Regions from separate parts of the Mus musculus genome. Here all the other regions are linked to region 2. A link is a loop called in an ENCODE intact Hi-C map of the cell type or tissue named here. Cell type or tissue: heart. All regions are shown on one strand. Links, peaks and the distances in the headings refer to the core of each region. The heading gives the core; the rest is flanking DNA.

Region 1 (10,572 bases), core at 1,303-9,302, 140 kb before region 2:
GTTGGAACCAATCCTCAACAAAAAAGCAAAGGAGAAAGTTTACAACTTTTATTACATTATTTGAGAAACAAACATAAGGAAGACCATCAGGTATGACTTTTAAACAGCCGGGGTTTGAAGACTCTGGGATGTTTTCTGTGTTGGGAATTGAACCCAGAGCCTTGGGACATGGTAAGTAAGCACTCTACCATGAAACTACACCCGGGAGCCCAATAAGGCTATTGAAATGAAATTTGTAATATTAATATATTTTGACAACTAAGGATTTATAATTTCTGAAATTCTGGAAAAATAAGCTACAAATTTTGCATATGATCAACTTGGTTTCCTGAAAACACCTAGTGTTTTTGTGTGTAATTTTGTCTCAGAGCAAATATAACTCAAATCTGACTTTGTAACAATAGTCAAGAGAGGTTTTGTGAAAATGTTCAGTCCCCAGGAGACTGGCCCTCATGAACCAGCCTGTTAAACGGTTGTCAGCTCACAGACAAGTCAGCAGATGCAGCAGAACTGAGTGTGGTGCTCTGTGAGACATTGCAGGGCTAGAGAGATAGCTTAGTAGGTAAGAACATGGGCTGCTCTTCCAGAGGACCTGGGTTTAATTCCAAGCCTTGGGCCCTGGAAGGGCCTTATGTAGACTGGCCTCAAGTTCTCCATGTAGCTGAATATGACATTAAATCCCAGATGCTCTCGAGTCCTAGGTTTACAGTTATGTACCACTATGTCTCCTCCCTGTACCCTTTGCCCCCCTTTTTGAGATAGGGATTTATTATGTAGCCCAGGATGTCCTCACACTGACTAAACAAGTGAGGCTGGCGTTAAACTCCTTATCCTTTAAGGTACCACCATGTTCATTCAGCTTTTGCCTTTGCCTTTTGAGACAAGAATTTGCTATATAGCCCTGGCAGACTTTATACAGTGTGCGCTAGACTGGCCTTTAACTTTGAATCCCATTACAGATGGTTGTGAGCCACCATGTGGCTGCTGGGAACTAAACTCGGAACCTCTGGAAGAACAGTCAGTGCTCTTAACTGCTGAGCCATCTCTCCAGCCCAACCTGTCTGCTTTATAAGTGCCGGGATTACTGGTGTGTGTCATCACTCCTGGCCACCTCTGATGTCATCTTTCCAGGCTTTTTTTTTTTTTTTTTTTTTTTTTTTTAAAGATTTATTTATTTATTATATGTAAGTACATTGTAGCTGTCTTCAGACACTCCAGAAGAGGGAATCAGATCTCGTTACAGATGGTTGTGAGCCACCATGTGGTTGCTGGGATTTGAACTCTGGACCTTCGGAAGAACAGTCGGGTGCTCTTACCCACTGAGCCATCTCACCAGCCCCTTTCCAGGCTTTTTAAAATTATTTGTTGACATGTCCACATAAGGCTACATGCATGTGAGTGCAGGTGCCTCTGCAGGCACGGGCTGCCCTGGAACTGTCACAGTATTTTTACTACTTTTAGTTGTGTTTACGTGGGTACATGCGTGTGCCTGTGGAGGCCAGAGGCACTGTACCCCCGAGGTTGTGAGCAGACTGGCATGAATGCTGAGGACCTAGTTCGGATCATCTGTGTTCAATGTATTTGTTAAAGCACACAAAGAGGAAATTGCCAGCATCATCAGGAGACTGGCCAGGCTTGGGGTCGGAAAACTGCTTTGACTTCCGATTTGGTGAGAAGAAAATAATTCCAAATTGGACTCTTGCCAGACTTGAGATCACAGGGCATGTTGGATATCCATACGCTGGAGAAACTGAGCAATGACCTTAGGCAACCACACTTAGATGAAACATTAAAATAGCCAGCACCCACTGAGTTGGCAAGTGTACTTACTCTCTGTAGCCTTCCAACCAGCTACAGCAGCCTGCCTTCCCTCAGCTGCAGTACCAGCAGCAGGGCACCTTCACGTCCAGTCTCCCTGATGAGTACTTGGGCAGTTCTGGAGTCTCAGGAGGAATCAGGTTGGTCTCACACTCCCTGTAGCTGTGGATGACCTTGAGAGTCTACTGATCCTCTCCCCTCTACCTCCAGTAAGCAGGCACTGACCCACCAGGCCTGGGGATTGAACCCAGGGCCTATGCAGGCTAGGCAATCGCTCTACCAAGTGAACGTCTGAAGCCCACTTCCTTCAGTTTTGCCGGACTAACCTAGCCCTGAAGGCCATGGCCACAGCATTCACCCCAGTACCCACTGATCATGAAGGGGCAAGGGTCCAGTGTCTCGGTTAAGTATCTTTGCTGTGACTGGGGAGATACATCCTGGCAGGAGTGGGAGTGGCAACCCATTCAGCAGAGTTCCTGGGGTTCACTGTGACAACAAAGATCCAGGAATGGACTAGGTAGCTCCTGACATGATCCTATCAGTCCACCTCAGATATTTGAATGCAGGGCCTGTGTTCCCCAGTCAGGGACAGTATCTACTACCCTAAAATGGGTGTTATGGCTGTCAGAGGGCTGCGTGTAGGACGACACCTGCACCTTAATGCCTGCTTCTTCACTGGAGTAAGAGGCTGCTATCACCCGCCAGGTTTTCATTTCTTAGGGATTCCAAAACCTTCAGCAGTATGAGAAGTAGCTACGATGGTTTTTCCTCCGAGTGAGTGCCTGGAGTTACTGTCAATGGTATTCATGTTTATGACAATGAAAGCAAAAAGGCAGGCAGCTCATTCACTAACATGTATACATTGCAGTCATGAACATCTGGGTTTGATCCCTAGTACCACATAAAAGCCATGTGCATCTAATCCCAGTGCCGGGCAAGCATACACAGATCAATTCTCTGAGGCTGGCTGGCTAGATAGTATAATTAGTGAGTGCCAGGTTCCAGTGAAAGAACCTGTCTCAAAAGCCAGAATAAAACACAGTAAAAAATAAACTAAAAAAACCAAAACAAACTTAAATCAGACCAAGGTGAGAGTCCTGAAGAATGACACCAAGGCTGCCCTCTGGCTACCACTTACACACACAGAAGGGCAGCAACTGACTGGAAGAAGCAGGTTTAGCTTGGGAGTCTACCACCTGCTGAGTAGTTCAAAATATGATAGATCAGGACAGGGCCTGGTTACAGAAGTCACTGCTGGAGAGCCATCAGGAGAAACAGGGCACCCTTTTTGCTTCCTGGATCTTGGACACACCAGACCCTAGCCAGAAAATCCCAGGATTGAGCAAAGCAGGTACCTAACTCATAGCTCAGTTAGGTGAAACTTGCTTCTGGCTAGAAACCTAAAGACTCAAATAATTAGGGACAAACGCCTTTGATTTTACAAGCAAGTTAGCATCTGGTGTAACTACTTTCCTCTTTCATTAGCACTGTAACTATAGCCAGTAAATGGGCAAGACTGGGCTCCAATACTTTATTTATAAAAGCAGGAAACATTTGGCTCACACGACTCCAAGAGACTTACAAGACAAGCTTGGCTTCTAGAGGGGACACAGTCCAGTCCGATCCTCTGTGCGATAGGAACTTCCCAGAGTTTAATGCTGCCCTGAGTTTGTCTGTGGTGCCAGAACAGGGACATCTGGGAGTTCCCAGTCAGGTGGTGAGTGCCGAGCCTGGAGTGACTGAGGTTGCTCTGGAAACGGCTGAGCCATCCTCCTGGGATGTACCAATTCCTATCCCAGTACACAGACCCTAGGCAAGCACTGTGCTTATTTGGGCCCCCAGAAGTCTCTGTGCTCAGTTCCTGACCACCTGCCCTTCTTTGGTGACGGCCCAGTTGTAACTCTTCGGAGAGTCCAACGCTTCTTCTATCCGTGCCTCCAGGTTCTCCCGAGTGATGAAGTTTTTTGCCTCCTCCTACAGGAAGAGAAAGGTTGGCTTTGTGGGATCTCTCCCAGAGCTGGCTGCCTGCACTGTCTCTAGTCCACGGGTGTCAAAAGAACCCAGGGTCTCTTTGAGTGTCCCACCAATCGTCCAGCACAACTGTACTAGGTGACCTCGACCATCATATTGCTCTTCCTTGGACAATCACCCATCAGATCTCTCGGCCACAACCCAAGAACAAATCGTGACAACCTGATTAGAGGTGGGTGGACTCTCTCAAGTGCATGAATCCCTCTTACGTGTTAAAAAGCGCTCCATTCTCACTTACGGTTTCCCTGACTTCAAGTTTCACAAGGCAATACTAGCCTGTAACCTTTTACTGACCATTGCCTGCGAGGCATACCCTCTGCGCTGATGGAGAAGCCTCCTGAAGACTCTGGTCACTTGACGCCCAGTGCTGTCATCCCCCCCCCCCCCCCCCAGCCTCCCTTGCTGGGGTCTCCAATGTCCACATTCCCCATGACCTCCTGCATGCCCACCTGCAGCTTGAGCACTTCTTGCTCTTTCAGTTGCACCCAAGCCTGCTCCTCCTGAGCCCTCTGGGCCTGGGCCTCAGCCTTCTGCACCTCCTGGGCCTGTGCTTCCAGCTGCAACCTCGCTATCCTGCGAGGGGCAAGACGCCGAGGGTGAGCGGGGCCACAGATGAGCCTAGCCCAGCCCACCCAGTCCCGGGCCTCTCGCACCGTAGCTCCTGCATTCGCCGGTTCTCGTCCCGGTTCCAGGCCATCAGCTCCCGGTGCTCCGTGATGGCCTGCTGCGCCTTGCGCTCGGCCAGAACCCCGGCTCGGGCCTCGTGCAATTTCCTTCGCACCTCCAACGTGAACTCTAGCCTGGGGAGGACGGGCTTCGAGTCAGCACCCACCCTCGGCCCCGGCCCTTCCCGAAGGGCGTCTGCCCTCCACACGCACAAGCACACGCACCTGAGAGCGCGCACGGTCTCCCGGTACTGTCGGTAGCGCTCGGTCAACACGAAGAATTCCGCAGGGTCCACGGCGGGAGGCGTCTGCACCCGTCCGACCTTGGATTTGGCAGGCGGGTCATGGCGGGTCTTGCGGCCGCGCACGGGCAGGAGCAGCGGGGTCGGGGGCCGAGTCTCCGGCCGCGCCGCCAGGCGGTTCAGAGCGCGCAACATGACAGCCAGCGCCTGCGCCTGCGCCCGGCCCGGAAGTGGCCGCGGAGCACCACGGGAGCCTCCTGTCCTCGTCCCTGTTGGGCGGAGCTCTTGCTGTCTGGTCCAATGCACGTCCGGACTCTCGGGTAGAGTGGGAGGGGTCGAGGGGCACCTTGGAGACCCACAGCTTGCTGGGCTGCGTCGCCCGCTAAAGACAGCTACACCGCAGGACGCTCTGCCCACTTGTTCACAAGTTTGGACACCGTCCCAAGTGTGTGGCTCTGGGGCTCTCTGGCCCGCCGATGGCCTGTCTACCCTCCCAGACCTGATGCAAGAAATTTGGAGTTCCTGGCTACTTTAAACTTTAGATTTGCAAACCATTTCCTTGCACTGCACTGCCCTGCTGTGGTCTTGGGGGAGCTCTGCAGTTGCCAGAGTTCTCAGTATCAGTGACAACTTGTTCTCAACTGGGCGACCTGTGAGGTGACCCTTGTCCTCTTCCACCTGACCCGGGGTCTTCCCACCTCGAGACTACTCTTATTTATGAAGTACAATTTCCTCTCCAACTGAAGAGAAACAGCAGTGCAGCAGGGCAGAGAGCATCTGTCTCAGAAGTAGCTCGTTCCCCTCTGCCTCTCCAGCAAGGAGAGTTGTTGGAAATCAGAAGCTGACCCGAGTACTGGGGAACTGAACTTTCACCCCACTCATTAGTATTGTCTAGACCAGATTCTGCAGAGAACACCAGGCCATGGTCCTGCACTTCCAGGACACTTGGGAGTGTCTGAGGAGCCAGGACTGGGTGCAATAACAGACATTTTCTCAGAAGAGAACAGAGGCTGCTTAAACCCTGCTCTCAACTTCCAGGCTTGGTGGAGGCCCAGTCTGCACTTTCTTTCTCTCAGTCAGGCTTTGGAGATGAGATGCCAGAGTGTACTCTGGAGTCCTGGGGGCAAGCTGGTGACAGGTTTTCCTCCAGGGTTCCGGCCATAAGACCATTGCTGGGCCCTGGAGGATCCAGGATGGATGGTCTGTGGAAACCAGGGCATTACTGCTGCCCTACCCTGGAGTACCACAGGGTTGCTCCGAATGTCAGGGAACCTGACACTCCCACCCTGTTTTTGTTTTTGTTTTGTTTTTTGGCAGGGTCTCACTAGATAGCTCTGTCTAGCCTGGAACTTACAGTGTAGATCAGGCTCACAGAGATCCACCTGCCACTGCCTCCTAAATTCTGGCATTAAAGGCATATGCCACCATACCTGTCCTAACCCTTTCTTCTTCAGGGTCACCCTAGACAACCGGCAACTCATCTCAGATAACTTAAGTGTCTAGGCCAAGAGAATATTCTAGGGTATGGGCCATTTCCCTAGAGGCTCCCTAACCTTGCTGGCTCTGAAGTCCTCTCGCTAGTCAGGTGCACCCATCCTTTTAGAAGGTTTCATAAATGTAAGAGATTTAGATCTAAGGTAGATGAAAGTGTGGAGTCACTCTGAGTAGATAATGCTACAGAACTAGAAGGCAGGTTTTCTGCCCTCTTTCTTTGGCCTGATGGGGATGTGGACTGGTATGCAGTGGTGATGAAAGTAACTGTTTCCATTCACTGACCCTCCCTGCTAAAGTGGCAAGATAGAATTGTTGAGGGCAGAAGCCAGGAAAGGAGGCTTTTCTGGGCACTTCATGGGTAGAGGCACAGAGCTGGAGGGACGGAAGCCTCCTCATTTACCAAGGGGTAAACTATGAATGAGGTGATTCCAGGTGACTGTAGGACCCTATTCAGATGGTTCCTGGATTTAACGATCAGGCCATTCTATTTCCTCTGGTGTCAAATCCAGTGATATCTTTAAAACAAAAACCCTCAAACAGGGTCTTTCTTATTTGCTGGCCTTATATTTCTAACAAAGCCAAGGCTGGCCTTGAACTTGTAGCAATACCCCTGCATCTACCTCCAGGGTGCTAAGATAGTGTGTGCCACCATACCAAGGTACAGTGATATCTTGAAACAGGGAGGTACAAGTTGCTACTCAAACCCCTTCCCACAATGTTCTATGAACAAATATGAAGTTGCTGTTGGCTTTTAAGGTCACTGGACAAATGCTCCCCCATCTTAGATCTTCCTAGGAATCGGAGGTTGAAACACAAAGCAGAATGGGGCTGGAGAGATGGCTCAGCAGTGAAATCCTGGATTTGGTTTCCAGCATCCACATCAGGTAGCTCAGAATGGCCTGCAACTTCAATTCCTAGGGGTCTAACGCTCTCTTCTGGCTTCTGGGGACACTCACATGCATGTGTACATACGGCACATAAGTAAAAAAAAAACAAAAAACTTTTAAAACCAGATTTAAAAAATAAAATTTCAATGATTTATTTTTCTATGTTCATTGGTGTTTTGCCTGCATGTATGTCTGTGTGAGGGTGTCAGATCCCCTGGAACTGGAGTTACAGACAGACGTTGAGCTACCAGTGGGTGCTAAGAGTCAAACCCAGATCCTCTAGAAGAACAGTCAGAGCTTTTAACCACTGAGCCATCTCTCCAGACAAATAAATCTTTTTCAAAAATTTAAAATGGACCCGCTCATAGGGCAAAGGCATTTTCTGTCAAGCCTGGGGACATGGAGTTAAGCCCTGGAAGCCACATGCTGGAAGGGGAGAACTCCTGCCATTTGTTCTCTGGCCTACACATGTGACATACATGTGCCCGCGTACATGTGTGCACACGCACACACTAAAAAACAAAAATGTAAAATGGCTACCAAATGTTCAAAGCGGTACACAGGCCTTGCCATGAGCTTCTTAACTTCACTAACAGGTTACCATAGAGACATACTGGGAACAAACCCACAAGGAACTTTTTTGGAAATCTCTTTTCTTTTCTCTAACAGGCTGGTCTCAAACTTCTGAGCCTCTTTGTTCCATATCAAGACAGCTGGAATGGCAGCGGTTACCACTATGGCCAGCTCATTCAGTGCTGCAGACTGAACGCAGGGCTCTCTACACACCAAGCAGGCGTTCGGCCAACTGCTATGGCTCCAACCCCATGTTCTGGACTCTAACTAACTTCTTAAGGGCTAAGAAACACCTAAGAGCTAGTTTTGTCCCCTGACCTGGACACTGCGGTGAGTTTACAGAACTTACAATCACCCTGTTTTCTGTAGAAGCTGCCTCAACCATCTTGACATGTTTCAAATGTGTGTTCACTTTCCTCTTCAATGTCCAAGTGCACCAAGCTTGATGGAACGCTGACACAAGTCTAACTGGATCTGTTTTGAATTTGCAAATTGACTCTGCATCTAAATAGATATTTGTTGTGAAAACTTTATTGTGTTGTGTGTGTGTGTGTGTGTGTGTGTGTGTGTGTGTGTGCACATGTGCCATGGGAGGTCCAGGGACAACTTGCTGGAGTGCATTCTTTCCTGGGAATTGGCCTCAGGTTGTCAGGCTTGGTAGCAAGCCCAGATAGTGGTCCACGCTGTCTTCACGTCCCTACTTCTTGGGCTGCATGCTCAAGTTCCTGCCCTTGCAGCCTTGCACCCTTCCTAACCTCAAAAGGAAACTAAGATGGAGATTCCCTGGCTTGCCCAGCTCAGGACTCTGGCCTGAGAACAGGGAGCCCGGCAGCGTGTACAGGGGTCTAAGCGAGTTCAGACTTACTCACATGCAAAACAGTATGGCAAGCTTCACACTAATAGACTCGGCACCAGGACTGGGCCAATATGGACAGAGATGGGCTTAGGTGGGCTGATGCCCACCCAGGGTTGACCTCTCTTGCAAGCACCGCAGCAGAGGTGATTCTCTTTGGGGGCTGTCAGTAGGGGATAATTTTAAGTTTTCTTCATGCTGTGCTCATCCGCAGTCATTTGTAGATCTGGGCACTACTAGCATGGGCTGCTGGAAACACATCGTTGCAGCCCAAGTCTGAGCCAGTGGCTCTGCTCTCACCACCAGCTGTAAACCTCTGGGAGTGGGGTGGGGTAAGAAGAACATTTATAGGGTTAACCAATCTGTACTTGGGCTGAAAACCATATTAAGGTAGGGCCACGCTTGGCATAATGGTGACCAGAGCCATTGGATGGTCAAGTGCACCCAGCTCTAGGAAAGTGACGGGCAGCATAAGAGGTACCACTGTGGGAGCTGGGCATGAGCTTCAGGATGCCTCTAACCCTGCCTTCCTAGAGCTGTCTTATTAGCAGGATCAGGAAATGTATGCTACATCCAGAGAGACACAGACTTTGCTAAGCGTGTGTGTGTGTGTGTGTGTGTGTGTGTGTGTGTGTGTGCATGTATGTATCTATGTATTTTTTTTTGAGACAGGGTCTCACTGTGTAGCTCTAGCTGTCCTGGAACTCAAAGTAGGAAAATGTATGCTATATTAAACTATTCCAAGAAACAGACTCTAATAAATGGATGACTTGTTTTTCGAGACCGGGTCTCATTGTGTAGCTCTGGCTGTCATGGAACTGGATCTGTTGGCTGACCTCAACTTCAGATCCTAGTGTTTTATTTTTCCTGTGTGTACTGGACGGTTTTGTGTGTCAACTCGACACAGGCTGGAGTTATCACAGAGAAAGGAGCTTCAGTTGAGGAAATGCCTCCACGAGATCCAACTGTAAGGCATTTTCTCAATTAGTGATCAAGGGGGAAAGGCCCCTTGTGGGTGGGGCCATTTCTGGGCTGGTAGTCTTGGTTCTATAAGAGAGCAGGTTGAGCAAGCCAGGGGAAGCAAGCCAGTAAGGAACATCCCTCCATGGCCTCTGCATCAGCTCCTGCTCCCTGACCTGCTTGAGTTCCAGTCCTGACTTCTTTCAGTGATGAACAGCAGTATGGAAGTGTAAGCCAAATAAACCCTTTCCTCCCCAACTTGTTTCTTGGTCATGTTTGTGCAGGAATAGAAACCCTGTGTATGTGTGCTTGTCATGTACAAGCACGTCTTCATGCAGACACATGGAGGTCAGAGACCAGTGGGTGTCACCCAAACCCTTATAGGCCTTCTGTATCCATCTTCCTATTAGGGTCACAGGTGTGTTCAGCATAGATATGGTCAACATTTAATGTGGTTTCTGAAGATCTAAACAGGCCGTGTGCTACCTAGTTTTATGTCAACTTGACTGACACAAGCTAGAATTATCTGAAAGGAAGGAAACCTTAGTTGAGAAACTGCCTCCATGAGATCCAGCTGTGTAGCATTTTCTTAATTCTTAATTACAGACAGATGGGGGAGGGCCCAGACCATTGTGGGTAGTGCCACCTTAGACAGGTGGTCCTGGGTTCTGTAAGAAAGCAGGCTGAGCAAGCCATGGGGAGCAAGCCAGCAAGTAAGCAGCATCGCTCCATGGCCTCTGCATCAGCTCCTGCCTCTAGGTTCCTGTCCCAACTTCCTTCCATGAACAGTGTTGTGGAAGTATGACCAGATAAACCCTTTCCTCCCTAGGTTGCTTTGGTCATGGTGTTTCATCACAGCAACAGAAACACCAATGAAGACAGTCCATTTGTATAACAAGCTGTTTTACCTGCTGAACCATTTTTTTTTAAAAAAGGACTTATTTATTATATGTAAGTACACTGTAGCTGTCTTCAGACACTCCAGAAGAGGGCGCCAGATCTCATTACAGATGGTTGTGAATCACCATGTGGTTGCTGGTTGTTGAACT
Region 2 (10,204 bases), core at 1-8,000:
GACTGTGCATGCTCACAGGACTGGGAGACTGCTAACTCATTCACTAACTCGCTACAGCGGCAAAAGTGTGAAGCCTTGAGTTGATCCCAGCACTACATAAAACGCCCAGCATGGTGGCCCATGCTTGTGAGTCCAGGGCTGGGAAGGCGGAGACAGGTGGATCCCTGGGAAATGCCCAGCCTCATCAGTTGCCCTGGGTCAGTGAGAGACCTTGTCTTAAACAGAGTGAATGGCTCCTGAGGAGCAACACCAACCCTCCCCCTTCTGCAAGAGCCATGCACACATACACACACCACAAAGCACAAATGAATACCGCCCCAACACGTCCCCCCAAATAAGTCCATCCTCTTCTGTGCCAAGTTCACTTTTCCCTTTTCATGATTTTAAGCTAAGAAACCAAACCATCCTTGATAACTTGCTTCCTCACAGCCTAAGTTCAGAATTCCCATGGTAACTATTATCAAAGATTGAATTTATCCTCTGGCTCATGTGCTGGCTTTAAGCCCTATGACTGTCAAAGGGAGCCTATCTATCTTAGCAACACACACTGAGTCTGGCAAAGGTTGGTCAAATTAAAGAAGGAATCAGCTCAAGGTGCAGTTTGCATCTCTAGAACCTAGTGAGAGATGGCTGCCACTTCTTACCTTTCTAAATCCAACAAGTTCCTGCCAACACTAGCTCCAGTGCAGACCCCTGCCCCACAGATGGGGCTCAGGTGAAATGTCCCCGCTTGTTGCCCATTCATCCACTTACTAGAATCAGATTAAATCTAAGATGAACACATGAACTAAACCAAGTACCTATTCTTAAAGCATTTACACACTGGGAATAAACTAGAAAATGCCCATACATTTTCCTGTTGTAAAAAAAAAGTCTGGGCTAGGCAGTGGTGGCGAATGCCTTTAATCCCAGCACTTGGGAGGCAGAGGCAGGCAGATTTCTGAGTTCGAGGCCAGCCTGGTCTACAGAGTGAGTTCCAGGACAGCCAGGGCTACACAGAGAAACCCTGTCTCGGAAAAAAAAAAAAAACAAAAACAAAAACAAAAAACCAACCAACCAAACAAAATTAACCCCCCCCCCCCGAAAAAAAAATAAAAAAAAATCTGGAGTCGGGCATGGTGCCCACACCCTTGGATCCCAACACTCAGGAGGCAGAAGCAGGCAGATCTCTGTGAGTTCCATGCCAGCTTGGTCTTCTAGTCCAGGACAACCAGAGCTGGTTACACTGAGAAACCCTGTCTCAAAAAACCAAATAAATAAACAATATCTGGGAGAGGCGGCTCAGCTCGGTGCCTGATGACCTGAGCTCACTAACGGTGAAAGGAGAGAACTGACTCCTACAAGTTGTCCTCCGACTTCCACACATGTATGTGGTGTGTGTGTACATATGCGTGCATGCACGCGTACACACACAAATGTAAAATCAAAATTTCTATGTTTTGGCCCAAAGAGTCTACCACATACGTCTCTTGGGTGGGTTATGGGGAGCTTTTCAAAACAAGGTTTCTCTGTATAGGCCTGGTTGTTCTAGAATTCACTCAGTAGTCCAGACTAGGCCTCAAACTCAGAGATCCACCTGCCTCTGCTAGGATTAAAGGCATGTACCTTTCAGAACCCAGACTCTCTGTTACTTAGCTTCCTCATTACTAAGTTGGTATGAATCATGATTTAGTTTTATATGGTGGTGATAATTAAGAAACTATACATAAGTACTTAGCATAATATCCAGTATATAAGGAAGTCATTTTTGTTAGCAACTTAGGACATACATATCAGTCCCAGGAGGTGTAACACTTCTAGGCCCTTCTTGAGTCCAGCACTTCTGTGACTCACTCACATCTTCTGAAGCATTACCTATCTACCCATGAAGCTGACTCTCCATAGAGTAAACAAGAGGAGCTCTGTCGTAATGTGGTCATCTTCCTTATGCTCTGATTTTAAAAGTCTGGGTAAGCAACAGGTATTTTTACAATAGCTAATATTTTATATTTATTATTTTTTAGCCTTTTAAATATGTATTTGGGGACAGAGTCTCATCTTGCCAAGGCTGGCCTCTGATATATATCCATCTAAGGCTGAACTGGCAATCCTAGTCTTCCAGCCTCCACATGCCAAGGGCTATGTGTTATATGAGGTTGTGGATGGGACACCACACTCTGCTCATTAGTATTTTCAGTTGCTTCATATTGTACATGTGTCTAAGAGAAATCATGACTAAACAAATGTAACAGAGCTCTAGAAATTACCACAAGGCATCCTCTGTCTAGAAAATGCATTACATTGCAAACAACACAATTCCATTTAAAAGTTTGGCTATGAGCAGAAGCAAAGTCTTCTGGGTTTTTTTGTTTTGTTTTGTTTTGGTTTTTTTGGTTTGTTTTTTCGAGACAGGGTTTCTCTGTATAGCCCTGGCTGTCCTGGAACTCGCTTTGTAGACCAGGCTGGCCTTGAACTCAGAAATCCACCTGCCTCTGCCTCCCAAGTGCTGGGATTAAAGGTGTGCGCCACCACCGCCCGGCTCAAAGTCTTCTATTGAAATAAGACGCCAACGCAATGTCTTTGTGATCTTCGGGTACATCAATAAAACATTCTTTACCATTTTGTTGGGTAATGATTAGGTTTTGCTTGTTTCTGTTATTATTTCAAGACAGGGTCTTACTATGTGGCCCTGTCTGGCCTGAGCTATAGAGCAGGGTGGCCTGAATCTCAGAGTGCTGGGATTAAGAGGCGTGGGCCACCAAAGGCTGACCAACTATTAGGTAACAGGCACTAGCCTAAATATGCATGGGAAATAGAAGTATTCTTAGCCTTCAAGAGCTTAGCACGAGAAACTCATACCAACACTGCCCTCGTGTGCCACATATGATAAGACTCTACAACTGGACCTTTGTGAGGCATAAAAGGATTCTACTGTAGGAAAACCAAGCAGGTCCTGAAAGATGAGCAACATTCTTCAGGGTGATAAAGAGGAAAATAGCAATGCCCATAGAAGCGACTATAGAACTGTGCAAACACAAAGCCATGGAATTGCCTGGTGTGATGAGGTCCTGCAATTAATTCTGTGAAGCTGGTACACCCACGGATTGAGGATGATTGAGGTTAAGTTGGAAACCACTCAGAGAGTGACAAATGTAGGCTGACCAATTGATGAGCGCTCCACAAGCAGTTTGTACTTTATATCTTAAAAAGAAATAAAGCCAACGAGACGGTAACCATTGTAATCACGTTACTAGTTTTAGCCTTGAGAAAGACCCACAGCTAAGGGCACTCCAACCCCGGTGAGTTGCCACTGCCTCGGGTTCCTCATTAATAGTGCCCCAAGACTGAAAAGCGGTTCATCCCCTTTTCTCAGCTTTGGTCAGTACTGTCACCCCGCCCGCTGTGGCGATCCCGCCTTCCTGTGAGAGCCCCTGTGGTCCGACTTCAGCAGTTTCCGGAAGGAGACTGGCACTCGCTGTCGCCGCGGGGCGGCCTCCCTCTACGTGATCTAAGCATCCTTCCGGAGGCCAACAGACCTCGGTTTAGGGGTGGCTTCTCAGCTTGCCTCAGTTGGCGCAAAGGAAGGACCAGATTGCTGCCCCTAAAGTGCGTAAAGTGGCAGACGCTCAGGCGAGCCGCCATAGGGACGGACGCCAGCACGCGTAGTGGCCGGGGCGAGCATTGCTGGCTCTGCCGGGAGGCTCAAGCCAGCAGCAGACAAGCAAGGTAAGCTGGGCTGTGGGACGGAAGGTGGGGCGTCGGGCAGCTCACCTGTAAAAGGCAGAGTCCCCGAGTGGATTCCAGTTCGCAGTGTAACAGTCCATGTCTAGTACAGCTGGCGGCAAGAGTCGCCGAGGAAAAACCCGCCTAGCGCAAGCTCAGGCCGCACTTCCGCTTCCGCCCTTCGGGGTCACGTGACGAGGCCGCCTTAGCGGCCATCAGAACTGTGGGCAAGCTACGCTGAGCTATCGTCCTGCCCTCGGCGCGGCGGCCCGAGTGGACCTAGCCCTGGTTTCTGTCCTCCACAGCGGCCAACCTCGCTGCCTTTCTGACTCCTCCGGCGTTGGGGATCGCATAGGGCGGGACACGGGTGACCGAAAGTGGGAGCCATGAGCATCTGAGGCACAGATGCTGGAGGCGTTGGCTGGACCACCGTAGCGCACGCATGGCGAGCGCTGGGCGTCGAGCTGCGTACCTACAGCTAACCTGGGCACCCGGGCTCTGTGGGGCGGGATCTTTGCAGAACCCACCGCTCTCCAGGGGCATGGGATCATTGACTCTAGATCAGGACATCGCTGCCGAGACGCTGTCGCACGGCACCTGGGCCTGCCCTACTGGCCCGTGAATCCCTGGAGCCCCCGAGAGACTTGGTAACTGGCGCGAGCGGACGAATGCGCACGCGCGGGGCCGCCGTTGACACGTGGCAGGGCAAAGGCGTCTCTGCGCGCGCGAAGCGCTGTAGTCTAAGACTACGGCCCAAGTGACCCTTCTTCCCTCCGAGTGTGATAAAGGCTGCTGCCGTGTTGGGATTCGCCTTGCCGCTCCCACTTTCCTCCCCATTACACAGAGCAGCCAGGGAGGGGCCAGCGCGCATGGGTCATCTTGGAACAGACCGGACCTACCTAGAGTCCCTGCCCTCTGTCAGCTTATTGGCCTCTCCCTGCAGCTGGTGTCAGTGGCAGCATGGTCTTCTGTTTGGAAAACGAGATGCCACACCGCCTGCTGGGAAGCGCCATGGTCCACTTCCATGCCTCAGAAGTCCAGCAGCTGCTACACAACAAGTTCGTGGTCATTTTGGGGGACTCCAGTGAGTGACCACTCTAGGATGACATTTCACCGCCCTGTATCTTCAACCTTTTCTTTGTCTGCACGCCACATCTCCATTTCAGACTTCTCCATCTCTTACTCTGTTTCAGGACACTAGACTGCATTTTTTTCTTTTTTAAATTCCCTATGTACCTTCCCTGGGTGCCCCGGCATATCATTTGTGCACTATTTTTTAGCCCATGAGTGTGGCATCTTTATTTGTTGTTGCCCTTCATGATTTTCTTAAAAGGACCTGTGGGCTATGTTGTGTGTTTTCCTAGGGATGGGACCAACTTAATTTTGCCATTTGGTCTTTGGTCGCTGTACATAAGCTAGAGGAGAGGGAAATAGCTGGAAAGAGCAGAGCTAGGGCTTTAAAATCTCGTCTTTTCTTCTCTAAGCCAACCCTCCATAGAGCTGCTGTTGGAGAGTCAATCCCTGGAAAACAAAGGCCTTCATTTGGGAAACTCTGGGAGGGGGTGAGGCCGACCTTAACCTTGGGATCCCTGTCTCCCTGCAGTCCAAAGAGCTGTGTATAAGGACCTGGTGCTTCTGCTCCAGAAAGACACACTGCTCACAGCTTCCCAGTTAAAAGCCAAGGTGAGAGAAGCTTGGCAGCCATGCCAGTGTTGGGTGGGTGCAGACCCTGGCCTGAAAAGGACCACCTACCTGGCATGGATCTGACCATCGGGTGGGGTGGGTGGGCAGGGGGAGCTGAGCTTTGAACAGGACCAGCTGGTGGCTGGGGGCCAGCTGGGAGAGCTGCACAACGGGACACAGTACCGCGAGGTCCGCCAGTTCTGCTCTGGCTCTGGCCACCACCTTGTGCGCTTCTACTTCCTCACCCGAGTTTACTCCGAGTACCTTGAGGACATCCTGGAGGAGCTGTCATATGGACCTGCCCCTGACCTAGTGATCATCAACTCCTGCCTCTGGGATCTCTCCAGGTTCAGGCGGGGGGAGAGGGAAATACTGGTTGGAGGTGGAGGTATGGCAGCACTCCTGTGCTCTTGCCCACCCTAAGTGTTACCCAACAGATATGGCCGCTGCTCAATGGAGAGCTACAGGGAGAACCTGGAACGAGTCTTTGTACGAATGGACCAGGTTTTACCAGACTCTTGTCTGCTGGTGTGGAACTTGGCAATGCCTCTGGGGGAACGTGTCACTGGGGGTTTCCTCCTGCCAGAGGTGAGTGACCGGGACCCTTCCGGACAGGGGATAGAGTGGCTGGCCGGCAGCTAGGAGACCCTCTTAGAGACTCCACTTTGTCAATTAGCTCCAGCCCCTGGCAGTGTCTCTGCGACAGGATGTGGTTGAGGGGAACTTCTACAGCGCTACACTAGCCGGGAAACACTGTTTCGACGTCCTAGATCTCCACTTCCATTTCCGGCATGCTGTCCGTCACCGTCATCGAGATGGTGTCCATTGGGACCAGCATGCACACCGCCACCTCTCGCACTTACTTCTGGCCCACGTGGCCGATGCCTGGGGTGTGGAGCTGCCCAAACATGACCGGCTGCCAGGTAAGCCCTCCCATAGACTGGTTGGGTATTGGTGTAGGTAGGACCTTTGGAGCACAAGGCACAAAGAACTAAATGGGACTGAAGTACTTGTAGAAAGTAGGGGACCTCTTGAAGAACAGTTGTAGCTCCTGAATGTTCCTTTCTCGTTTCCTGAGAAGGGTTACATCACAGGGAGCACGTGGCTGTTCAACTAACAGTTCTTCAGCTTTGTGATTCTTCCTGTTTACCTGAATGGACATGCATGCGCAGGTACTGATTGTAAAAGGCAGGGTCAGAAGACCCTGATCAATAGATAAATGGAAAAGAAATGAGACTGCTTCCAGGTAATCCCAGGAATAGGAAGTGGGAAGACAGATAGGGAAAAAAGATGGTCTAGGCAGTGTTGCAGAGGCAAGCTCATCAGAGAAGTAAAAGGTACAGTGAGCTAGCAGGTTGCTCAGCAGTGACACAATGTAACCTACAGTGTCTTTGCAAGTCCCAAGGTGGTGGGGTTAGTAGACAATAGCTGATAGCCTCAACTCCAACTTAGGGTCCCAGTAAGCTGGGACCCACAGCAGTCACTGCTGTAGGTCCCTTAGTCCCACTTCTTCGGCTGGTTTTGGGATACTACTCTAGTTGCATCCCTCCTGAGATGTTTTCTGCTATAGATTGTTTGCTTGTTAATCTCTCAGTCCCTGCCTACCCACAAAGGAAACAGCATGGCTTATTTCCACATCTACTTCTCCCTTGCTTTAGGTCACTTGAACCCTGTGCCTACACAAATGTGCTGTACTTTAGCACCAGGAGTACAGTGGTTGTTGAATTGGAGGCATGAGTCATCTTAGATGCTGTTTGTCACAGCAATAGGGTACATACAGTTTGTGGGGGAACATGGAAAGGCCAGGACTGGAGGCAGACCACTGGGACTTGGTGGTAACTGGGAGCAGGAACACTAGGCAGATGAATTGGGATGGATTATGTTCTGGTTCCACCTTCTTTGTTTTGCTCAAGTAGAGAATTGGTCCTCAGTAAATAAAGGATGTTTTAAAGGTTGAAAGGCTAGTGTGATGCTTCACAGCTTCCGGTTCCATCTAAGAACTATAGAGATAGCTGGAGATGTGGCTCAGCTGGAAGAGTGCTTGAAGTTAATAGCATGCATGAAGCCATGGGTTCAGTCTCTAGCGCCACATACAACCAGGCATAGTGGTACATGCTTATAATTTTCGATCTTAGAAAGTAAAAGCAGGAGGATCAGCAGATTAAGCACATCCTTAGCTACAAAGTGAGTTTAAGGCCAGCCTGGAATATGTGAGACCTTGTCTCAAGGGGAACAAAGGAAAGTAAGGCTGTTGAGAAAAACAAAAACAAAACAAAACAAAAAACCTAAAAAACTTGATTTGAATTGGGAAGATGAGCAATCGAGTTTGCTTAGGGCAGAAGTGTGCGAGAGGCTGTGGGATCACGGGAGTCCTCAGGACCAGCAGAGGGAGAAGTGCAGCGTGTGAGTGTGAGCTAGGAAGGACAGCAGAGCAGATCGATGGGTGCTTTCAGGACAGGGTGTATTGTTGATGTGATGTGACTGTTGGAATGAAGGGGTTTGTTAAGTTCCATGTAGTAGGAAAACCACTGAAGACATGAAGGGTTTAAGAGTCAATTCACAGTTGATGAGGGATAAAAATGGGGTAGGATACTCCCTATAGTGGTTTAGAAGCAAATGAGGACTAGTTGGGAAGGGACTAGATCTTTATATTTGACTTATTTATTGGCCTATGAGAAGAGTTTGGGAAGAAGAAAAATCTACAGATACAGACACCGGGCAAGAGCAGGCATGAGGTCAGAACACAGGCAGACAGAGTACCAAGGAAAAAGGAACACAGCTTGGTCTTGGCTTGAAGTGAAAGGAGACGAGGAAGGCTACTGTTCTCCAAGAGGATGAAGTAGAGCTCTGGAAGTATGGGTAGCCAGCATTTGGGGCAACCTGGTTTCCCAGGCCTGTTTAACACAGTCATCCCATTCCTAGACCCATGGATTGAGGACTGGTCAGAGATGGATCATTCATTCCAGGGAAGCCATAAGCAGCCCCCAGACTTCAGGGAGAAGCTGGCCTTGCCCCTGCTCCCACCTTTCCACTTGCCTCCTCCCATGTCTTTTCCTTACCCACTTGAGCCCTCACCACCTCCCTTGTTCCCACCCCTGCCCCAGGATACCCCCTTTTTCCAAGGCCAGCCCTTTCCACCCTATGAATTCAAATACAATGCAATGGAGGACTTCTCAATGCCAGGTAGGTGCCTAACTTAGGTAGTCTCTGCTCACACTTTCCCCAGCCTCCTTTGCACATCCTGCAGCCTGGCCACCTGTGCTCATGTGAGCTCAGGGATTGGGTACTGCCTTCTGGGTTTAGTCACAGCAATCCCTCAGATTGGAATAGCATTTATAAATTTATCATTCTGGTCTGGTGGTAGGGGAAGTAGAATCCTCATTTTGCAGATAGAAAATGAAAGCCCAGAGAAACTTACCCAAGAATAATAGAGCTACCCTGTCAGAAACTTACTCTGATAATAACTGGTTCTTTTGTAGGATGTGGCCCTGGAATGAACTTTGTGCCTGGCCCCCTGCCACCATCAGTCTCTGGCCCTGTCTCCCACGGTCAACACCGGGGCCCAGTGGTCCACCGGGGCAAGCCACGTTGTGTTCTGAACAACCCCTACCATGTACCAAGAATTGGGGGTCCATGCAGGCATCGACTCAGACACTCAGACAGACTGATCCACACATACAAACAGGACAGGCGGGGACATGCCCATTCGGGAACATGGCCTGGATAGGCAGGATCTTAGGTTGGAGCTAGAGATACCAGTGGCCCTGGAGAGGCTGTCTGGTAGCCTAGCTGTTGGGCCGGGGTGTTCTTGTCCATTGCTGATATCAATAAAAGCATGGAAGGACAGAGTGACATTCCTGTGTCGGGGAGCAGGTCTCCCAAACCATGACCTTAAGGCATGGGGAAGCTGCCCTTGGCCTCTGTGCAAACTATTTAGAAATCTGTGAAGAATTTCTAGCACAGGTTCATCTTCACAAGAACACATACACACTAAATAAAGATCCCCAGAGGGTCCCTTGTTATCAACAGTTCTTTGGGACTTTGTCATTAGCAGGCATTCAGTAAGTTGTTAGAACCTAAGTGAGAAGCTTCCAAGTGCTGGGGAAAGTCCAGCTAGGATCCCATTGGTTCCTTGGCTTGATGTGCAAACAGAGCATACGCTGGATGCTGGATGGGGTGAGGGACGGGATGCTTGCCTCAGCTTAGAAATAGGGGAGGAGGGGCTGGAGTATGACAGGGACAATGGACAGAGAGTAGGGTCTTAGGGACCCATTACATTTGAATTAGAATGGAGGGAACAGAATTCTTGGGTTCATTTTTGTTCCTACTAATGAAACCTTTCAAAAGGACCACATCCCACTGAAAAGAAAACAAAAACTGATCAGATCAGATCGATGGATTTTGGTTAATAACCTGGCAAATTAGTGAAGGGCATGGTTAACAGGCGGGTGCTAAGGAAGTGGTGACAGACAATGTGAGTTAATAAAACCTTTGGGGGAGACAAGAGACTTGCAGAGGCACTGGCACAGTACCTAAGACAAATGTATGAATTCCTTTCTTCTGAACAAGATTAAAGGGGGACAGAAATTAAAAGCTTTTTTGGTTTGTTTTTACAGAGCTAAGAATTTTGATAATTTTCCTTGCAGAAATGGAATTTTTTTTTCTTTTCATCATCAAAAAACTCACTGTTAGAGCAGTCTTCTCCAGCTGCAGTTTGTCCAGGCCTTGTCACTTTCTGCATTTCCTTCCAGAGACTTTTGTGTCATTGGTTTTCCAGTGTTGGAGAAAACTGCACATATATTGATTTCCAGGAAAAACT
Region 3 (10,347 bases), core at 2,348-10,347, 240 kb before region 2:
GAAGCAAGGGAAGGGCAGGGGGCTGGAGGGGAGCCAGGGAAACACAAGGAAAGGCAAGAAAAAGAGAGAAATATGAATCTAATTAAGAAAAAGTAGAGCCAGACAAGCAGTACACAGGAAGGAGGCTCAATAAACAAAGGAAGGCAACAGCCTCAGTGGTGACTAGAAAAACATCTAGGCCAAAGCAGGAGGACTACCACACGTTCTGGGCAAGCCTGGGCTACATAGCAACTTTCAGGCCAGACTGGGCTAGAGTGAGGCACACACTCAAGAAAACAAACCAAAGTCAAACCAAGAAGTGGTAACACTTCACACTCCCTAAACTGCAAAATACTAGAGTCACAAATGTTGGTGAGGCTGTGGAGCGTGCAGATGTGTTGTGTGCACTGCAGCTCTGGCAAAACAGGCAGTAAGCAATTTTTATTTTAAGCTTTACTCAGGCCAGGATGTCATATCATCTCTGAAATGGGCAGGTGCCACTTTTCGATTTTACTTACATAACCACATTCTCATAATTAAGGGAAACTCTGTCTCTCTGATTGCTTGCTTGGTTTATCACAGGATCTCATGTAGCCTAGACTGGCCTCGAACTCCTTATGTAGCCCAGGATGACCCAGAACTTTGATCCACTCATCTCTCATCTTGCAAGTGCTAGAATTTTAGGCATGCACAACCATTCCTGCTCACCAGTTAAGTACTACAGGCCTACGGGTTGAACTCAGAGCTTTATTACACAATAAAGGCAAGCACTCTACCAACTGAGTTACATCCTCACCCACCTCTGATATCCTTCTATTACTTTATGTATATCAGTGTTTTGCCTACATATATGTGCATGCATATATAGAAGGCAGGAAAGGATGTTAGAATACTTAGAAAGGGAGCTACAGATGGTTGTGAGCTGTCATGTGGTGATAGAAATTAAACCCAGGTCCTCTATAAGAGCCACCAGTGCTCTTAACAGCTGGACCTGCTCTCCAGCCCCTCGTTAAGATTTACTTATGTGGGGCTGGTGAGATGGCTCAGTGGGTAAGAGCACCCGACTGCTCTTCCGAAGGTCAGGAGTTCAAATCCCAGCAACCACATGGTGGCTCACAACCATCCGTAACGAGATCTGACTCCCTCTTCTGGAGTGTCTGAGGACAGCTACAGTGTACTTACATATAATAAATAAATAAATCTTTAAAAAAAAAAAAAAAAAAAAAGATTTACTTATGTGTATGTACATGTACATATCTATGTGGCCGTATGTGCACACATATGTACAGGTACCTGTGGAGGCCAGCAGGAGGTACTAGGTCCCTTGCAGCTGGAGTTACACGAGTCTGTAAGCTGGATATGGATGCTGGACTCTAAACTCAGTCGTCATGACAACCAACAAGCACTTTTCAAGACTGAGTTCTTTCTCCAGGCCCCTATCGCTTATATTCTTTGAGACAGGGTCTCACTGTGTAGCTCTAACAGCCTTGGGTCTCACTATGCAGACCAGGCTGGCATCAAACTCATAGACAGCTGCCTGTCTCTTGCCTACTAGGTGCTGGGATTAAAGGTGTGTGCCAGTACACCCAGCTCTTTTTCTTTTCTTGTTTTGAAGATTTATGTTATTTTTAATTTTGTGGTGTGTGTGTACAGGTACCCAAGAAAACCAGAAGCATCAGATTCCATGAAGCTGAACTTATAGACAATTGTAAGCTGTCTAATTTAGGGCTAAGAATCACACCTGGGTCCAATGGAAGAGCAGCAAGAACTCTCGAGAACTGGGCCACTTCTCCAGCCCTATCTTTGGGAGTCTCAATCCTTCCTTGGTGCTGATGCCAAGACAGTGAATGGCCCATAATATCAGGTAACTCATCATTTTACTATGCTGGTAGTTTTGCGGATGGGATCCTCCAGGGGTAAAGGTGATCAAGCATAGCAGTACTCACATGTAGGGGCCAGGCAGTCCCCCAAGTGCGTTAAAGCACAGACAGGTATCTTCCACCAGGACAGGGCCCTGCACCTGTAACACACAGACAACCCTGAGTCACTAGGCTGGGGCAGTTATAGGTCCATCAAGGGCCATACAACTCAGCTCTCTGTCTTCTATTTAGAGATCAAAGCATTAGAAAGATAATTTTTGCTCAACAAAGAACAATGAAGTGCTGAAAATCATCTAGGGAGGCTGACTCTCCATAGTGTGCTCCTTCCCAGTTCTGTGCACACAGGGGTGTGGTGTGTGGGTGGCTATGTAGAAGGAAAATGTATGGCTGGAATATATGGATGTAAGACTCAGAAAGGTGAGAGTTGGAACAGAAGAGGCTGTGTTCCAAGTCACCACTGAAGCAGTCTCGCTGGGCAAGCCACAACTATTTTATTCTCTGCCTGTTCCCACAAGGCACAGGCCCCAGGAGCCACAAGAAGACAGGATGAGGGTGGGGGAGTCCACAAAGGCTAAGTACCTGTCGAGCTGCCTCCCGACACTTCTGTATGGAAATCTCATCCGGTTCTCCCTGGTACTCAGGCACTTATCAGGGAAACAGACAGATAGATATACAGAGTCAGGACACAGGAAGACAGACAAATCAAGCCACTTTTAAAAATGTAACAAAACAGAAACATACGGTCAATTTTCTGAGCCTCCAAAGTGCATGGAAAATTATCTCCGAGAATCTGAATGACCTGTTCCAAGATAAAATACACGTGTCACATCATTTGCTAACAATTTCCATTAATTCCCAGCAACTGTGAGGTGCCACCCACTTGTCTCATCAGGTAGCGTCCCCATTAGTCCTCTAAAGCTTATCAAACTGGGCCCATAAGCCACACCTCAGCTTTCAGAGACCGCTGAACTAGCATGCCTTCTCCTTACTCCATCCCTTCCCACCTCCATTTCGTTTTTCCCTTGCCCACCCTTTATCTAGAATACCCTTTCACTTCAGTGCTCTCTACCAAGGCTTAGCCAAAGTAGCCAACAGCAAAGAACCCTGCTCTATGCTTTCACTAACCCCCGTTGACCTTCACCGCTTTCCCCATGGAACAGCAAGCCAGGCTGAAGCAGCAGCTCCCATGCCTGACTGAACTTTTCTTTAACTGTGTAGCACTGGCTGGCCTGGGACTCACCCCTCAGCTCAGTACTAGCATTACAGGAACGAGCCATCCTGCGTAGCTTCCTAGTGACTTTTAACCCTATTAAAATCAGGGACTAGTCAGACATCAATGGGAGGAGAGGGCCTTGGTCCCGTGAAGGCTCGATGCCCCAGTGTAGGGGGCTGCCAGGACAGGAAAGTGGGTGGGTTAGTGAGCAGGGGGTGGGGGGATGGGATAGGGGGCTTTGGGAGGGGAAACCAGGAAAGGGGGTAACATTTGAAATGTAAACAAAGAAAATATGTAATAAAAATTCAAAATAGGGCTGGTGAGATGGCTCAGTGGGTAAGAGCACCCGACTGCTCTTCTGAAGGTCCAGAGTTCAAATCCCAGCAACCACATGGTGGCTCACAACCATCCGTAACAAGATCTGACTCCCTCTTCTGGTGTGTTTGAAGACAGCTACAGTGTACGTACATATAATAATAAGTAAATCTTTAAAAAAAATTCAAGGCCAGCCTGGTCTAAAGAGTGAGTTCCAGGACAGCCAGGACTATACAGAGAAATCCTGTTTCAAAAAAACAACAAAACAACAAAACAACAACAACAACAAATCAGGGGCTAGAGTGGGTGAGCAACCAGGTGTGCAAAGCTATTGTTTTGAAAATTACACCTCAATATAGTTTATTTTTGTGTTTCTGTGGTGTAAGGCATGAACTTTACCACTTTGCCCCTCACCCCAACACACACACACAACTTTTATGAGACCAGCTTTCACTATGTAACTCAAAGTCCTCCTATTTCAGCTTCCAGAATGATAAAATTAGAAACACGTACCACCGAGTCCTGCTCTTTTTGTACATTAGACTATTATTTCTATTTCCATAGGAAGACTGTACGTTCAAGGCCAGCCAAGGCGGTACACCAAGAGCCTATCTTGGAAAGAAAGGAGGGAGGGGGCCATCAAGATGGTGCAGCAGGTAAAAAGCCCTTACTGCATTCACAGGCCTGAAAGCCTGAACTTGTCAAGTAAGCCATGGTGCAAGAAGAGAACCAACTCCTAAAGCCACTCTCTGGCCCCATGCCCCACCCCCAACACATAAACATAATTAAAATACTTTTTTAAGGGCAGGGAGGTGGAAGGAAACTTCTGAGTTGCAGTCAGGAAAGTGCTGCACCTGTCATTCCAAATCCTTGTCCCTAGGCAGGTTAAAGGGAGGGAAGATCAGAAGTTCAAGGCCAACTCAGGTAGAGAGTCCCTTTTTCAAGAGATGGGGGAGGGGAGACATGGGGCTCGAGAGATGGCTCAGTGGTTAAGGACACCTGTTGCCCTTACAGAGAACCCCAATTTGGTTCCTAACACCCACAGGGTGGCTCACAACCATCTGTAACTCCAGTCTCAGCAGATCCAACGCCCTCTCCAGGTCTCCACAGGCACAGACATATATGCAAACTCATAAAGTAAGTTAATTTTTTAACTGGGCATGTTGTGCTGTGGTAGTGACTCAATGGGAAGAGCACTCGCCAACACAAGCACGGTGACCTAAGTTCTGGTCCCTTGCACCACATAAAAGTCTGGGACAGTCGTGCTACCTGTAACCTCAGCCCCGGAGGAGGCAGAGACAGGCGGATTGCTTGAGCTTGCTACCCCACCAAAGAGCACACTCTAGGTTTGAGACTCTGTCACGAGGGAATAAGGAGGAAGATAATCATTGGCTTTAAGTCCTGGGTTAGATCCAAAGTCAGAAGAAAATTAAATAAAGCCTCTGGGTCTTTGTTCTAAAAGCTGTAGCATGTAGAGTTTTGACAAACTTGTCACATTTTTCTTTTGTTAACCTGCCTTTTGTTATACTGTGGTCAGCCATGATTCTTTTTTTTTTTTTTTTAAACCCGAGTCTTTCTACTGCTGACTTTTATCTATAACACAACAGTGTTATTCTCCCAGAAAGTGAAACCTTGTCAGAGCTACCGTGCCAAACCCTACTAAGAAACGCCTGTGAGTGCCTCATGCTTTAGAGAGAGGCAGATGGAGGAGGATATGATGACCACAGCATGGGATTCTGGAAAACACATACTGAGATGTGTTCATTTCAGGAAGCGCTGCCAAGCATACTTTTAGACTAGCTTTATGTCCCAAAGCAAGCAGAATAAAAGGTTCACTATAGCCAGTTTTGGATTATCAGGTTGTCATGAAAAAATGGCAGAAAGAGGAACATTTGCCTGGTGTAACTTGGATTAAAGGTCCCTTTGTCCTCAGTTTAAGAATGCAGTGAATTGGTAGGCAGCATTTCTGCTGCTATGGGTACCTCAAGTTGGCTAGCTTTCAAGCTTTGAGGATTCTTCAGCCTCTCCCTCCCATCTTGAGGAGTTACAGAAGTGTGCTGCTACACACATCTGGCTTTCCCATGTGTCCTGGGGATTGAACTCAGGTCAGTCTTGACTGGCAAGTGCCTTTCCTCATTCATGTCAGCCATGATTCTTATGAGGTATTACACATCTCAGATATGGAAGGGTAGATGGAACTATACTCAATTTGGATCAACATCCCTCCATTACCCCCCCCCCACACACACACACTGCTTTTCAGGAGGGGAGGTGTCTGAACTCAGGTTTAAAATCTAGGGCTTCAGGGGTAATTTATCTTTGTCACACATGTCACTACTCCAGCTCCTATAGCCTGCTGACTTTACCAGCTCATCTAAAAAACTCGTGAGGTGGAGCATGCGTGCAGCCCCAGAATTCGGAAGCCAGGAGGGTCAAGAGAATAAAGTCAGTTCTGGCTACACAACAGGGTCAGACTAGCCTGGACTACACGAGTCATTATCTCCAAAATAATGATTATATATATAAAAAAAAAATTCCTCTGACCCTCAAGGCGCCACACTCCACGGCGGTCTCTCCCCAAGCCCAGACCTTCAACACAGCCAGGGGCAAACCCCACACTCCCCGAGGCTACAACTCGTAGCCTCGTTTCCCGCCTTCTCTCCCGTGCATCCCTGGTGAAAGCCCAGCAGCCCAATCACCACCCGCCTCCGAGACAGTCTCCACACCCCACAACACCTCCTCCAGCTTCTTGGCGTTTCCCGTCACAAACACGATCTTCTTCCCGACCAAAGACGCAGCCATTGCAAGCGAGGGTTACGGTCCAGAATGCCCAGTAACCCTTTGCCGGGAAGGTACTTCCGGCCGGAGGCGGAAGTAGGTAGCTCGGTTTCCGGCCCTATCGGATGCCTGAAGCTTGCCTCCGGCTACTGCTGCCAACATCCGGGAGGTGGCAGCCGCGGCAGATGAGCATCCCGCAGCCTGTGTCTGAGGCGCTTGGGACGCGCTGAGGGGTGGAGAGGTCTATCAGCGCGCAGATCCTCTGCTAAGCAACTCCGGGGAGCCAAGAACCCGCGCCCTGACGGGTGTCGGCTGTGGTGGCGCCCCTCCGGCACCTCCAACTCTGTTGAGAAAGACTATCTTTTAGACAAGGGCTGTAAGCCTGGGAGTCTATCCGAACCTCACTGCGAACTTAAGACAGCATAACCAAGCAGTCTTTTACGTGTTAGGCTTGATAGCTAGTGTTTCGACTCCTTTTTTCTTGCCCAGCTAACCCTATCCCTTCTCTATTCCGTCACCTCAGCCTTTGCATTGGGAACACACCAAGGAAGATGAGTGACCCTCTTAGCCCTACCCTGTGAGTGCATGAGCCCCTTCAAGAAGAGGGTGTCGCATTCCCTGAAACTGGAGTTACAAGTGCTTTTGAGCTGCCTGGTGTGGATGTTGGGAACTGAGCCTAGGTTCTCTGAAAGTTGTAAGCTCAAGCTGGAGAGATGGCCAAGCGGTTAAGTACATGACTGCTCTTCCAGAGTTAGTTGTGTTCCCAGCACCACATGGTGGTTTTCAGTTGTCTGTAACTCCAGTTCCTGGGAATGCATTGCCCTCTTCTGGTTTCTGAAGGCACTAGGCATATATAATGCAGCGCACATACGAGCAGCTAAACACTCATACATATAAAAAACATCTTAAAAAAAAAAAAAAGCCGAGCATGGTGGCGCACGCCTTTAATCCCAGCACTCGGGAGGCAGAGGCAGGTGGATTTCTGAGTTCGAGGTCAGCCTGGTCTACAAAGTGAGTTCCAGGACAGCCAGGGCTATACAGAGAAACCCTGTCTCGAAAAACAAAAAACAAAACAAAAGTACAGGGTGCTAGCTGGAAGTGTGGCCATTTATAATCCCAGCACTGAGATTAAAGCAGGAAGATCATGAATTAAAGGCTAGCCTGGGCTATATATGGTGTCAGGGATGTAGCTTGATGGTAGAACATTTGCATAGCATGACCAAGGTCCTGGGTTTGGCCCCCAGAATCACACACACAAACAATAGAATCCTAATCAAGCCTGGCTGTTTAGCTTAATGTTATTAACCTTGTACAGCCTTGGGTATTGTTATATAGATGCAACTTACTTAAGGGGCTTATGGGACTTAGGCAAGCACTGTACCACTGAGCCACATACCCAGCCCACTAATGAGTTTTTCTTAAACTCTAGAGCTGTCCTCACAGAGTAGCCAAAGCTATGTTCTCCTCAAATCTTTGCTCGTGACCTTAATATTGCGTGTTACACAATTCAGAAGCTTTGCTGTATACAGTGTCTTTGGAGACAGATCATAGTGTCCTCTTCACTGCCCCTCGATGGTGTTATTTTTTGAGGACCTGTGGTTCATTAGAGTTGGCTGGGAAAGGCTGGGCTGAGTAACATGGCCCTTCCTGCATGTCACTTGTCTCTCTCTTTCATGAAGTTAAAGGGAATCCTCAGAAAAGTGGAGAAGTAGAGGTTTTTAAAGCAAAGGTTAGAGAGAGAGAGAGAGAGAGAGAGAGAGAAGCTGAGGCATTTAACATCCAAGAAGTCACAAACACACACAAATATATATATATATATATATATATATATATATATATGTATATATATATATATAGAGAGAGAGAGAGAGAGAGAGAACAGGTACTAGATTTTATATATATATATAATCACATATAAGCATATATATTACATATATAGGCCAGGTAATTAATATACATATATATATATATATATATATCACATATAAAATAACATTTGTTAAGAAGCCAGCCAGGTGTGGTGGCACACGCCTTTAATCCCAGCACTTGGGAGGCAGAGGCAGGTGGATTTCTGAGTTCGAGGTCAGCCTGGTCTACAGAGTGAGTTCCAGGACAGCCAGGGCTACACAGAGAAACCCTGTCTCGGAAAAAAAATAATAATAATTCAGGAGCCAGGCAGGTCTGTGGTGCCACATGCCTTTAATTATAACCAAGGAAGAGGCAAGCAGATCCCTCTAAGTTTGTGGCCAGCCTTGTGTACATATTGAGTTCTAGGCCAGGCAGGGCCATATAATGAGAGCTCAAAGAACTAAAACAAAACAACCCATCCTCAAAAGATGGAGGAGCGTCTGGACATCAGGGTGCACACCTGTACTCCCATATAATCCAGGCACTTATGAGGCAGAAGCAAAGGATCAGTTTAAAGTCACCATCTACTATACACCAAGTCCAAGGCCAGCCTAGGCTACCAGATACCCTGTCTCAGAACAAAACCAAACAACTAAAGGTGGGGGGCAGCTGCGATAAAATTCCAGCAAAGCCTCAACCTTCAGCCGAACATGGATCTAAATCTCCAAATATACGGAAAGAACGTAGGTGCTAGAGATAAAGCTTACCGTAACAGCGCTTGCCTGACGCCTGGAAGGCCTTAGGTTTATCAACATTGAGAAACAAATTACAAAACATTCCACATTTACAGAAAGTAATACAATGGATGCCTAACTTGCAGTATTAATAAGATATTCGTACACACGTTGCATTTTTCAGTGCTCCAAATTAAACTAAGGGCCTTGGCCATGAGTGCTCTACTACTAATCTACAACCCCAGCTTAGTCCCCTACTTACTCGCCCCACTATTTTCTTCCTTTTTCTTTCTTTTTTTCTTAAACACTTATTTGACGTGTATGAGTGTTTCGCAGGTATGCATATCTGTGTATAACCTGCGTGCCTGACACTCGAGAGGGTCTGAAGAGGGTTTTGGGTCCCCTGGAATTGAAGTAATAGAAGGTTGTAAGCCACTATGTGGGTGCTGCGAACTGAACCCTGGCCCACTGGAAGAGCAGTCAGCGTCATTAAATGCAGACGACCTCCATGTTGCCATATAGCCAGAGACGACCTTGAAATGTTGGTCTCCGAGTCTCCACTTCCCGAGCACTGGGATGGCAAGCAAATGTGGCATCAGGGACTCTTCAGTTAACTGAGGCCCAGGTCAAGCCCAGGGTGGGGGCGGAGCTCAGCGAGCGGCTGGGCAGGGCGGACGGTAGTGGGCGGGGCCTGGCGATCCGGATCCCGCAGGCGCGCTGGCTGCGCTGCCCGGCTGTCTGTCGTCATGGTGGGGCCCTGGGTGTATCTGGTGGCGGCAGTTTTGCTCATCGGCCTGATCCTCTTCCTGACTCGCAGCCGGGGTCGGGCGGCAGCAGGTAGGAGGTGCCGCCGTCCCAGGGCTGGAGGAATCCGTTTTTCAGAGTTCCTGGGCTTTGGTAGGCCCTCGACTCGTGCGCATGCACTGACGAGCTTTCCTGTGCTTACGAGGAGCTTGTGCGCTGGCCCGAGCTTTGCGCACGCGCCTTAGGACACACTCGGAATTAGCGCGGAGCCCAGAGCTGGGGATGCAACCTAGGAACCAAGCCTGCCTTTCTACTCTGCACCAATAGGAGAGGCTGCCGGTTTTCTAATCCTGCCCAGTGTGTTCCGCTTACTAGGAGTAGGAGGGCTAAGCAGCCTTAGGAAACTGAATGCATCTCCCGCCAAAGAGGGCACCCATGCTGCTTTGCCTCGCCTCCACCAGGGTTAGAAGTGGCCTGGCACTGACAACCTGACAGTCCCCCTTACTAACATTTCACGTAAGTGTAGGAGTTTCTATATATCTCTCTGATGCCTGACCCCATAAGCCACCTCAGAGCACCTCTGTGTCCCACGGGCAGAAGAGACAGAAGCTGAGGTAAAGCTGATTGCCAACAAGTCTTCCAGGGAGGGACGATTCAGCCTCGACTGTGACATGTAGTCTCTGGTTGGCGTACCCTATAAAATCATAACATAGCAAGAAGTAAATGTAATCTTGCAGCGGGCATGGAGCGAGATCTGTAAACCTCAGGGTGAGAGTATCCTCACAGGTCGCCTGTTCAAGATGAAGATATCAAAGGAGGTAGGAAATGAGAAGTGAGCATCAGGCCAAAGTGTGCG

What was found. Peaks named below come from ENCODE experiments on the same cell type or tissue, not always from the same donor. Only the 100,000 strongest peaks of a DNase experiment are listed, where the experiment ranks them.
Region 1: it touches region 2 in a loop (2.8-fold over the local background); 3 of 42 quality-filtered maps call a loop at or near these places.
Region 3: a loop joins it to region 2, with 2.2 times the contacts of the local background. A loop is called at or near these places in 3 of 42 quality-filtered maps.

The regions. Positions count from the first base shown.
Region 1 is chr2:130,558,158-130,568,729 of GRCm38, reverse strand. Mrps26 (mitochondrial ribosomal protein S26) reads right to left here and starts at 4,973. Exons shown (of 4, transcript NM_207207.1): 1 at 4,740-4,973; 2 at 4,503-4,649; 3 at 4,299-4,422; 4 at 3,336-3,792. The coding sequence starts at 4,951. The coding sequence ends at 3,673. 4930473A02Rik (RIKEN cDNA 4930473A02 gene) reads left to right here and starts at 4,981. Exons shown (of 9, transcript NR_040348.1): 1 at 4,981-5,076; 2 at 7,807-8,040. In heart, for the core only: CTCF peaks have their summits at 4,962 and 5,330; DNase peaks (open chromatin) are centred at 4,409 and 5,039; H3K4me3 peaks cover 2,312 bases; H3K27ac peaks cover 2,021 bases.
Region 2 is chr2:130,417,994-130,428,197 of GRCm38, reverse strand. Pced1a (PC-esterase domain containing 1A) reads left to right here and starts at 3,910. Exons shown (of 7, transcript NM_178762.4): 1 at 3,910-4,786; 2 at 5,306-5,385; 3 at 5,494-5,732; 4 at 5,823-5,973; 5 at 6,062-6,308; 6 at 8,308-8,568; 7 at 8,865-10,204. The coding sequence starts at 4,663. The coding sequence ends at 9,112. It overlaps Vps16 (VSP16 CORVET/HOPS core subunit), which reads right to left and starts at 3,878. Exons shown (of 24, transcript NM_030559.3): 1 at 3,751-3,878. The coding sequence starts at 3,803. In heart, for the core only: CTCF peaks have their summits at 2,836 and 3,647; DNase peaks (open chromatin) are centred at 3,527, 3,927, 5,717 and 5,831; H3K4me3 peaks cover 2,352 bases; H3K27ac peaks cover 2,089 bases.
Region 3 is chr2:130,663,712-130,674,058 of GRCm38, reverse strand. Ddrgk1 (DDRGK domain containing 1) reads left to right here and starts at 9,414. Exons shown (of 9, transcript NM_029832.2): 1 at 9,414-9,584. The coding sequence starts at 9,494. It overlaps Itpa (inosine triphosphatase (nucleoside triphosphate pyrophosphatase)), which reads right to left and starts at 6,257. Exons shown (of 8, transcript NM_025922.3): 1 at 6,124-6,257; 2 at 2,601-2,658; 3 at 2,439-2,503; 4 at 1,926-1,999. The coding sequence starts at 6,189. In heart, for the core only: CTCF peaks have their summits at 6,325 and 9,822; DNase peaks (open chromatin) are centred at 6,318, 9,478 and 9,718; H3K4me3 peaks cover 2,885 bases; H3K27ac peaks cover 2,668 bases.